Regions from separate parts of the Homo sapiens genome. Here regions 2 and 3 are each linked to region 1. The links are chromatin contacts, found by Hi-C in ENCODE. All regions are on one chromosome and are shown on one strand. Each heading gives the region's core, a stretch centred on a gene start or an enhancer-like site at or near the end of the contact. The rest is flanking DNA. Distances are from core to core; before and after follow the strand shown. Region 1 holds the start of SHC3 (SHC adaptor protein 3). Region 2 overlaps LOC124902207 (a long non-coding RNA gene). Region 3 has its middle 3.3 kb from the start of MIR4289.

Region 1 (3,470 bases), core at 164-2,663:
GGGAATGAAAGACAAACCCCAAGAAAACCTGGACTGGGTGAGAAAGTAAAGCCCGTCGAAGAGAAAGCAGCACAGCATTTGGCCTGCTCTGCAAGGAGCTGGGAATTCTTGCTGCGGGGGGCAACAAGATACCCACCCTCCCGCCGGGGAAGACACAGCAGGAGTAGGGCCGCCACTCCGTGCATCTCTCCTCCCGGGGGCTGCCCAGCTCTCCCCAGCGCGTTTCCTAGATACTAGGCAGGCCGGACCCCCGCTGCCCAGGGTTGGGCGCCCATGACACTGGTCAGACATCTGGTAAGCCAGGTGGCAAAGGCGTGCCAAAAAAGTGGAGCCTAGGGAAAACCGGGACGGAGCGGGCCACCCGAGTGGTAAACCTTTTCCCAATGGATGCGGGAAAAGCGCATTTGTAGTTCCCTCCTCACCGCTGTCAAGCGAGCTGATTGCTAAGGAGTGCGCATTTGCTTGCCTCTAACGTGACAGTCGCGGGAGCGCCCCGCACCCCGGGCTTCAGGGAATGAAGGAGTCTGCCCCGAACTGGCCCCAGAACCCCCAGCCCCCAGGGCGGCCCGCGCCCGCACCCACCTTGACCACGTAGGTGACTCCGGGCCCCAGCACCTGGTCGCTGGCGTGCGGCGCCCCCCGAGGGGGCCTGGGCAGCGGCTCGTCGCCGGGCCGGCCCTTCCTGGCGGCGCTCATGGCCGGGGCGCGGGGCGCCGAGGGCGCACTGCCGTCCGGGGCGGCCAGGCTGGGCGCGCTGCAGCTGCCCGAGAGCCGCGCGCCCGCCCGCTCCCGGGCGGCCGACGACAGGCCGCGGAGGCCCGAGCTGGAGAGTTTCAGGTGGGACACCTTGTGGAGCAGGTGGCCCAGGCTGCCGGGCCCATCGTCGGGCGCCTTGCGCAGCGCCTCGCCGGACACCAAGTAGGGAGCCGCCGCCGGGGTCGCGCGCGCCGCCGAAACCTTGCCTCCGCCGCCGCTCACCGACAGGCTGTGGAGAAGGTCATCGACCGATGTCACCGAGTCATTCCTGAAGCGGTTATACTTGGTGCGTGGAAGCATGCCCCTCCGTGGGCTCGCTGCATCCGCCCGGGCGCTGCTGGTGCCGGCCCCGGCGCGGGCTGCCGCGCATAGCAGGCGAGCCACTGTCCCCGGAGCGGGACGGAGAGTGGGGGCCCCGGGACAGCCTTCTGGAGAACGAGAGCAGAGCAAGAGGATGGTGCCCTCCCACCGTTAAAAGCCAGCACAGCGGCGGCCGCGCAGCCCCGGCCCGGGAGACCGCTGCTTGGGGTTGCACGTTTGCTTTGCAAAAGTCATAGTTGCCTCTGATGGAGCGCCCAGCTGCTTGGGGCTGCTCACAGCAAAAGCATGACTCACTCTGAGAGGAGACCCTTCTCAACAAAGGCTCGGTGAGCACTGCAAATCACTTCCTGTAGCAGAAGAAAAAAAAGGAAAAAAAGAAGAAAAAAACGACATCCACCCGCTGACAGCACACTATAGCCAATCAATTCTCAAATTTCCTTTTTCTACCTTCCCAGATATTTCCTTCCAACCTTTGATTTTTCACCTTCCCATCCCCCGCAATCTGCATTTGTGCCAAAGGTAAATCCAATCCAGTTCCTTCAAATCGTCAAATGAACTTTCTGAAACCCATTATTCTGTTAGGTTTTGCTCGTCCCTGCTCAGCCCATCTGTGTGAGCCTGTAAAAGTGTCTAACAGCGATGCGTTAAAATGTGACGAAGGCTTTTTAAGAATCAGATCTTCAGCGAATCCTGATGAATCTTGACTTGGAAGGCAGCAGGAATTTTTAAATAGAAAAAAACAAAAAGGATATTCACCCCCAGGTGACTGTAAAATACCAATTTCCTGGGTTTTGCTTTTTCTTTTCAAATTAACAGAGCAGCGATGACAAGTGTCTTTGTGGCAATGCAGTTCCTCAAAAAAAAAAAAAAAAAAAAATCTGCATATGAACTTCTGCACAGTGCCAATCAAGGGGTCTTCCCTGCTCATTTACAGCAGTCTTTCTCAGCCAGGGTTAAGTTGAATATCCACTTCCAAAAAAGAAGAGTGCTTCTTTCACGAGTGGCAACAGGCTCCAGAAATCCATTCCAAAAAAGGGGCTGCATTTGAAGCTTTAATCCTACTGAATGTGTTTAAGCTCTGGAAAAACGCCTAAGAAATGCTACAAATACATTTCAATGTTCCTTCAGTTGCTGCTTGCAACCCTGCAGTCAGGAAGGAAAAAATGCAGCTGTTCTTATTGCACATCAAATCCACAAGGAGGAAAATATGCCTTCTTTTCAGGAGTCAGGCTCGGGCTTGCAAGTAAAATGCACAGGCCTTCTTCCTCTCAGTTAGGAGAGCAAGGCTTTCGCTGTCCCCAGAGGTCTGCCCGAGACTGAAGCCCTCTGACTCTTGACCTCAGTGGGCTCTGCCAGGCTTCCTCATGCATTAGGATCACCTGCTCCACAGTGAAACACTCACTATCAAAGTTTTCCCGCAACTTCTGAGCAAGCGAATAAATTCAGCTCTAGCACACTCTCAGGTCACCCTGAGTCCTCTCACTCCCATGACCGAACATGTGGGGCACGTGAGGTCCTGAGTCTTGAACCCTGCTCTATGGAGCAGAGTTTAATGAGCGCCACTCATGGCGGGCGAGCGGGTGAGGCCAACCCCTAGGACGCAAGAGCGCAGAGGAGCCGCGGCGTCCCCGGTACAGGAAACGCGTCCCCACGGCTCGCCTCCTGTGCCGCAGCCCTAGCAGAACAGCTACACGGCACTCATTTGTTCCCTTTCCCTAGCTTGCATAGCAACAGCAATTGCACACCCCATAGATGATTTTGATGGTTATCAGAGTCCTCCCCAGATCTGTAGCGAAACAGCCCTATCATTCCCAAAGCGAGATCTTCATTAGATGCAGACAAAAACCGCAAAATGTGAATGAAATGCTGTTTGTGTGAATGAAAAGGCTAGCGAGCGAGCCAGCGTTTCTGTGAATGAAGCAGGGCCTTGCAGCCGGTGCCAGGCAATCCCCTGGGCTCCAGCGGCCTCAGCCAATGAGCGGCCGCCCCGATGACTCATTCAACAAAGGCTTGCTCAATAGTGGAAGATTCCATTTCAATCAAAGGCGGGATCTTTTATCCAACGGCAGTGTGGGAAAAAAAAAAAGAAAAAGAAAAAAAAACACCCAGCCGGATTACAAAGATACCGGGAGGAAGAGGCCAGCTGCTATGGAGAGGAAAAGCTAGTTTTACAAGGGAATTCAAGATCCCTTGGTCAGGTCTAAGTGTGAAGAGGGTCTCTCTTGGAGGTGAGCTGTGCCCCTAAACTTTCATTCAGCCGTTCATTTACATCAAGGAGCAACCATGAATGTGCCAGTCGTTCAGCTTTTATTATGAATGTACATTGAATGCACGTTCAAAACCTAGGTTCCTAGCCCTTGATTCTTTTTTTGTAAAAGGCATGTAGGACACCT
Region 2 (3,357 bases), core at 58-2,557, 380 kb after region 1:
AATGGACTCCAAGGCCATCCGCATCTGCCGGTCTCTCCTTTGGCCTCCTCCCCAGTTCCCTGCCCTCCTACTTCCCGGGACAGGCCCTGCTAGCCTGAGGGACCTCACCGAGCACTTCCCTGCTCCTTCACGTGGAAACCCCAAGACACCCTGGGTACTGTTCCACCCATAGGAGCTGGTGTGTCCCGAGGATACTCACTCCCTAACTTTCTGCATTTCAGTGGCTACTCCCTGATATTTCTCTTGTTTGTGTTTATTGTGTGTCAGTTGCACAAGTGGGCACCTTATGTCTTTTTCACCTCTGTTCCCCAGACACTAAAGATGTTCCTGACATACCAAGGCCCTCCGTCAAGTCTCAGTGAAGAAACGAAATGAACCGTGCATGCCTGAAAAGTAAAGATACTCACACAGCTATGACAGGTGTTTGTGGTGTGCTCCACAACCTTTCAGGGCTGGAAATTACACATTTCTTCTCTTTTTGAGATCAAATAAGTTTGGCCCAGCAGCTCTTGGCTTTCCAGGACTACCACAGGCCCCTCTGGGGTTTTCGAAGAACACTGAGGCCTGGCAATTTGAAGAAGGGTCACTGGTCCCCACTCCTCCAGGCTGCTGTTGCTGGCGTGTCCTGCCCATGCAGGAGTAGCCCTGGGAAGTGGGTGCCCTTGGGCACGCTACTGATGTTCCCGCCAAGCCCTCCGGGTGTGCCTCTGTCCCCCTGGGGAGCTGAGTTTGGCTGAGAGCCCCTGATGCCACCTGCCTCTGCCCCTACCCCAGTTCTGGCAGCAGCTTCCCCCTTCCCTTGGGGCACCTGCTCCTCCTCCCTCCCTGACTTGGGTTTGAATCTTGATGAAACAGCTGGCTGACTAGGGACACGTGTGCCTTACCTCCCTTCACCTCAGCTTCCTCCTCTGTAAGATAAGGACCCTAATGCCATGTGGCAGGTTGTGAGAGGATTAAATAAGGAAATGCACTTCAAGTGTTTAGCTTAGAGTCTGGGGCCTAAGATGTGGTCAGTTAATGTTAGTTAAAATGAAACCAAGGAAACCCCAGCTGTGCAGGACAGACATGATTAGGAGGGAGCAGGCATGCCTGCTACGGGCAGGTCAGAGGTGGCTTGGGGTCAGCGAGTCGACTTCCTGGAGGAGGTGGTCCTGGAAGGACAGATGGGATTTGAATGAGGCACAAGGGTGGACAGCTCCAGGACCAGGGGTCAGCCTGGCATCCCTCACCTGGAAGGTCAGCTGGGAGGTAGTGGAGGTGGAGTGCTTTCCGGCGTGGAAGGTACTGGCTGGCCCGGTGGGGGTGTTCTGACTCTGCAGAGGGGGAGTGTCATCCCCAGCTCAGACGCTGTTGTGATGTCACCGGCAGCACCCAGCACTTCCCCACCTTTGCCCTCTAGGGTGGGTGAGCTGCAACACAGGTTGCAGTGGCCCAGGGGGAGGGGATCATAGACCATAGACTGCCCTGGACTTGGGCTGTTTCCAGTGTGGGGCTACCGGGAACAAAGCTGCTATGAAACTTTGTGTGCAAGTCTGTGTGTGTGTGTGTGTGTGTGTGTGTGAGAGAGAGAGAGAGAGAGGACTTCCATTTCTCTTGGGTAAGCACTAGGAGTGGACTTGCTCAATCAGACGTGACTAATGTTTACTTGTACCTTGTACAGGAAATTGCTGGGAAGTCTCTTGAGAGCAGTGACCATTTCCCATTCCCGATAACCGCATGTGGGGGTCCTACACCAACCCACCACAACCTCACCGATGCCGAGCGCTGTTGCGCATTCACACTCCGGTCACTCTCGTGGGTGTGCCGTGGCACCTTCATGTGGTTTGAATCTGCACGTTCCTGTAGGTGAACCGTGCTGAGCCTTTCTTCATGTGCTTATTGGCCAAGGGTGTTCATTCCTTTGTGAAGAATGTGTTCAAATCTTTTGCTCATTAAAAAAAATTCGTTGTTGGTCTTTTTGTTATTGAGTTGTATAACTTCTATATATATATATATATATATATATATACACACACACACATACATACATACACACATATATACATACATATATATATATATATATAAATTTGTTGTTGCTTTTTGAGATGGAGTCTCACTCTGTCACCCAGGCTGGAGAGCAATGGCATGATCTTGGCTCACTGCAACCTCCGCCTCCTGGGTTCAAGGTATTCTTCTGCCTCAGCCTCCCGAGTAGCTGGGATTACAGGCACCCACCACCACGCCTGGCTAATTTTTGTATTTTTTAGTAGAGACAGGGTTTCACCATGTTGGTCAGCCTGGTCACAAACTCCTGACCTCGTGATCCACCTGCCTCGTCCTCTCAAAGTGCTGGGATTACAGGAGTGAGCCACCACACCCAGCCTTTATATATTTTTGATGCCAATTCTTTGTCATAGTTGATCCTTATTCTTCGTGGATTCCATATTTCTGAATTCATTTACTTGATAAAATGTACTTATAACCCCTAAGTCAATACTGTGGACGATTTTGTGGCCATTTGTGGGCACACACAGAGCCCTGAGACATTGGAGTTGTCTGATGTGTGTGGCCCCAGCTGGGATGGACAGGGCAACTCCCCACCTTCTTGCTGCAGCTCCCACAGGGACGGTGAGTGTCCTTTTTACGGTCCATTTAGTGCCCCATTTTTTCACGTTTCTGTGCATTTTGTTGGGGATCTCATAGTTTGTAACAGCCCCGGCATGGTGCTGAAGCGCTGTCTGGGGCTCCAAAGTGCAAGAAGGCTGTGCTGTGCCTTATGGAGAAAACTGGTGTGTTAGAGAAGCTTCATTCAAGTGTGTTGGCTGCGAGTTCAATGTAAAGGAATCAACAGTGCTGATCAAATAAAGCATCTTTCAATAGAAACACACATCAAACAAGGTTATGCATTGATGGGTTGATGACAATGCTATCACCAGAGGCTCATAGGAACCTTCCCTTCCCTAAGAACCGTGGTTTGGTGTTCACTAAATTGGTGCTGAGGCATTTCACGGACTGTAACTACCACCAGTAATGAGAATCAACCCTGGACAGAGGCACTTCACAGACTGTAACTACCACCAGTAATGCGAATCAACCCTGGACGTTTTCTCCGGATAGGTGGCTTGCCTCCTCATTTTCTAAATGGTGTATTTTAATGAATAATAGTTTTATATTTTCATGAAAGTGACTTACCAATAGTTTCTCTTGTGGTTTTTGCTTTTTCCTGTGAAGCTGGCACATGTTCTCTTCTAGAAGATTTATAGCTTTAGTTTTTATTTTGGGTTTGTAATCCATTCCATATTTCTCTTTGTGTATGTATAGGCAGGGGACGAAGTTTATTTTTTTCCTATAGATATCTGTTCACATTGAAGCAAA
Region 3 (3,496 bases), core at 833-3,332, 430 kb before region 1:
GCCACTCATTTCCTATTGTGCAGAGTAGCAATTACACAGCCAGAGGCTGGCCATGGGTGGGTTTGTTCTTCTCTGTGACATGTATTTTGTGAAACAGAAGAGAGGTCCTCTGTTTCTGAAAGCAACTCTTAAAATAAATACACCAGGCTCCTCCAAGGAATATCTGCATGAGAAGAAGTAAGCTACTATGTCTAGTGGCTCTCAAAGTGTTTTGGCGGGTTGGTCAGTCGGTCCACACAGGGAGAGAGGGGCAGGACAAAGGCCTCACCTCCCACTCAACACTTAATCCTGGTCTTGGGAAAGTTAGCGTTTGCCCACAGGTGACATGTTCTCAGGGCCTGACTACCTGCGGGTGGACACCAAGGATAAGCTGTGTCTTGAATTTTTTTAAAGCTTAAAAAGAAATTACTTCCAGCTGTGCATCATGAGAAGACACTGGTTGGTGTGTGTGAACCGATTTGCAGCACAAAGGGCCCCAGAGTACTTGGCTGGGCCAGATAGTGATGATGACTCATGCTGTCTTTACAAGATACTGCATAAACCTAGAGCAAGACAGAAGTTCCTCCCTCCCGACTCCACCCCCTGGCTTTATTGAGATGTAATTGACAAATAAAGCTTGTATACAGTTAATTGTACAATGTGATGATTTGATGCATGTGCATATCATGAAGTGACGGCCAAGATGAAGCTAATCAGCACTTCCACTGCCTCACATGGTTACCATTATTTTTGTGTGTGTGAGGACACTTCAGTTCTACTCTCTTAGCACATTTTCAACATACAGTACAGTATTATTAACTATAGTTACCATGCAGTTCATGGATCCTCAGAACTTAAGTATCTTATCACTGGAAATTTGTACCCTTTGACCAAAATCCACACAGTTTTTTCCTACTCCCCAGCCCCTGGTAACTGCCCTTCTACTTTCTGCTTCTAAGAGGTCAACTTCATTAGAGTCTGGTGCATATGTCTGTACTATGGAGTAGTATTCAGCCTTAAAAAAGAAGGACATCCTGCCGTTTGTGACAACAGGGGTGAATTCAGAGGACAGTGTGCTAAGTGAAAGACGCCAGACAAGAAGGACAAATACCAGATGGCTGTTCCTGAGAATCGAAGCAGGAAGAAGTTGCCCTTGACACTGAGCCCTTCCTGTGGCCAGAGGAAGCTGAAGGCAAAGAGGGAGGCTGGACCGTCCAGGTGAGAGGCACCTGACTGACCAGTGTCCAGCATGCTTGGCCTGGGGCAGCAGGGCTGATTGTGCAACCCAGCCTTTGGCTTCTCAGAGGCCCTGGAACAGCACACATTCCCTGGTGGTTTGAAATCTGAGAGCCGGAAAGAGCTTTCTGCCTTTCCTTTTGTGTCAGCTCACTTACTTGAAGAAAGCCCATCATCACAATGTTTTCTTTGGGTCCTGCTTACAGGATCTGGGCTTGTTTTGTTTTTCTTCTTGTTGTGTAGGGAGGGACCAGGATGGGAAAGCAATGTCCCTTGTAATTGTTGGGGTTTGTGCTTCTCTTGTAAAGCCTTGGGCTCAAGACCAGTGATCTGCAGTATAATGAGACTCGGCCAGGCCCTGCTCCCTGGAGGAGACAGAGGGACCATGCTGGTAACTTCCTTAACATCATTCAAAGGAAAGCCCAGTTTTTGTTTTCTCCTAAAGTGAAACTGCAGCCCTAGGTAAAAGGTACCTTGTAACCCCACGGATGTCTGTCTTCTACCTTCTCATTTCCCTTCTTCCTCTTCCTTTCTTTTGCCTTTTTCCCTTTTCCTATTTCTATGTTCCATAATCTGGAAGACCCATATATTTTCCAACTTTACTAATGTTTCCAAGAATTTGCATTAAAAGTAGCTGCTACAGTTCCTCATTAACTTGGACCCCATCTCTGGGAGTAAAGTGGGCAATTATTTCTCTGATTAACAAGGGAGGAGACAATGGGCACAGGGGCTCCTTCAAACCCAGACAGTGTTGTTTGTATCTAGATACTGCTAGACCACTTATGTCATTTTGGTTTGGTTCCCACATTTAATATCTTCCCCAAGTCATGTTGACCAACTCTGACTCAAAGGCCAGGATTCTTGGTTGTCCCGAGGCCCTGTTTCCCCACTGTTGAGTTGACAAGCCCATGGGAATTTCCCAGGGGTATGTGTAGCTCTGAGTTCTGGATAGTGTTTGCCACAGGACTGGGCTTCTGATGACACCAGGAGCACACACACATTGCTTAGCAAGAGTGTGCAGCTTACAGAATGGCCAGGCAGAAAGTAGAAAAGAGAGAGAGAAAAAAAGCAAAACTCGAGCTCAATCCAGAGACTCAAGCAGGGAAAAGATGCAGTGATTCTAGAGTGGCATGTGGGCCTTCAGAGGTGAACTCATGGAGGAGATGTGCAAAGTTTTGTGTCTGCACCATGTGGCACTCCACTGCTTATGACAGTGAAGTTTCAACCACCAACAAATGGCCCAGGGCAGGGGATTGTGACTTTTGGATTGCATGGATCACCAATATTTTAAAAGGAGATTCAAACAACACAACTGCTCCTTATCATCTCCTCAATTCATAAGAGAAACGGCAGCTGAACACTCCAAAAGTGTAAGAAGTACATAATCTCAGAACAATGGACAATCTTTAAATAGGATAAAGTTGTCTTTATGAAAAATTTATTACACTGTTTATATTTATCTGGTTTTATTATGGACTTGTAGGAACTTGGTTTCTGAGAGCACTGGTCCTGTGCTGTCTTGGGCCATTAGCCTAGAACAAGGGTGTTAGATGGGCGTTAACTTCAGGGCCAGCTCCAGCAATGGCCAGTGGATGACTGGGAACACTGTTGGGAAGGATTCTGAAGTGGAGTCCAGGCTCAATCATTAATTAGCAATATCTGACATGGGCATCATGGTCATTTTGAAGCACGTTCACAAATCCTTTTGCACTACTTTCATTGAAAGGGGGAAATCTAACTTTTAGATATGGTTTGGCTTGCTTCTGACAGACAGAATGTGACTTTTGAGCACTCACACTTGGAACCCAGCCACCACTGTGTGAAGAAGCGCACAGCATACGAGGTAGTCGGCAACACATGGGTGCCCAGAACAAGAGCCCAGCTGAGGTCCCAGCAGACAGTCAGCGTCCCCCACCAGGCACCTGAGCTAGCCTACTGGTGATCCCATCAGCAGTCATCAAGCTTCCCCAGACAGAAGTGTGTGAAGCAGTGGGAAATTGCTCCTGCCAAGTCCCGGTCAATGTTACAAATTTGTGGTGAAAAAAATATTGCCATTATCATAAACTATGAGTTTTTGGGGTGGCTTGTTATGCAGCAGAAGATAACCAGAGCAATCCCAGGATGGAAATGTGGCAGCAAACATTCACTATCCCTATCCAGAGCATTCTCAGCTATTATTCTTCCACCAAGGTACCCCTGATTTTATTTGAAAATTTAAAAACGAAATGTGTCTTGCCTAAGTTGATGAAAAAGGCCAAGGTCACATTGATTTCAGTAGGTT

What was found. Hi-C counts contacts between places; a loop is a spot of excess contacts on that map. Pooled maps may share reads with other maps.
Region 2: a pooled map shows a loop between it and region 1 (3-fold over the local background). The contact joins the enhancer-like site here to the promoter of SHC3 in region 1. A Hi-C loop is called at or near these places in 1 of 168 maps with a recorded cell type or tissue (psoas muscle) and 17 of 50 pooled maps.
Region 3: a loop to region 1 is called in a map of IMR-90, with 2.5 times the contacts of the local background. The contact joins the enhancer-like site here to the promoter of SHC3 in region 1. A Hi-C loop is called at or near these places in 1 of 168 maps with a recorded cell type or tissue (IMR-90).

What each region holds. Positions count from the first base shown.
Region 1 is chr9:89,177,405-89,180,874 of GRCh38, forward strand. SHC3 (SHC adaptor protein 3) reads right to left here and starts at 1,414. Exons shown (of 12, transcript NM_016848.6): 1 at 583-1,414. The coding sequence starts at 1,056.
Region 2 is chr9:89,555,192-89,558,548 of GRCh38, forward strand. It overlaps LOC124902207 (a long non-coding RNA gene), which reads left to right. Exons shown (of 2, transcript XR_007061655.1): 2 at 313-1,952. Among named protein-coding and RNA genes, the nearest start is that of GADD45G, 48 kb to the right of the region's middle. Within about 2 kb of position 1,308, at least 14 of the 41 ENCODE cell types and tissues checked have a DNase peak (open chromatin) inside an H3K27ac peak, as active enhancers do.
Region 3 is chr9:88,747,474-88,750,969 of GRCh38, forward strand. No RefSeq gene overlaps it. Among named protein-coding and RNA genes, the nearest start is that of MIR4289, 3.3 kb to the left of the region's middle. RefSeq lists an enhancer at 1-344 and a silencer at 241-535. Within about 2 kb of position 2,083, at least 3 of the 41 ENCODE cell types and tissues checked have a DNase peak (open chromatin) inside an H3K27ac peak, as active enhancers do; they include IMR-90, where a contact is called at or near this core.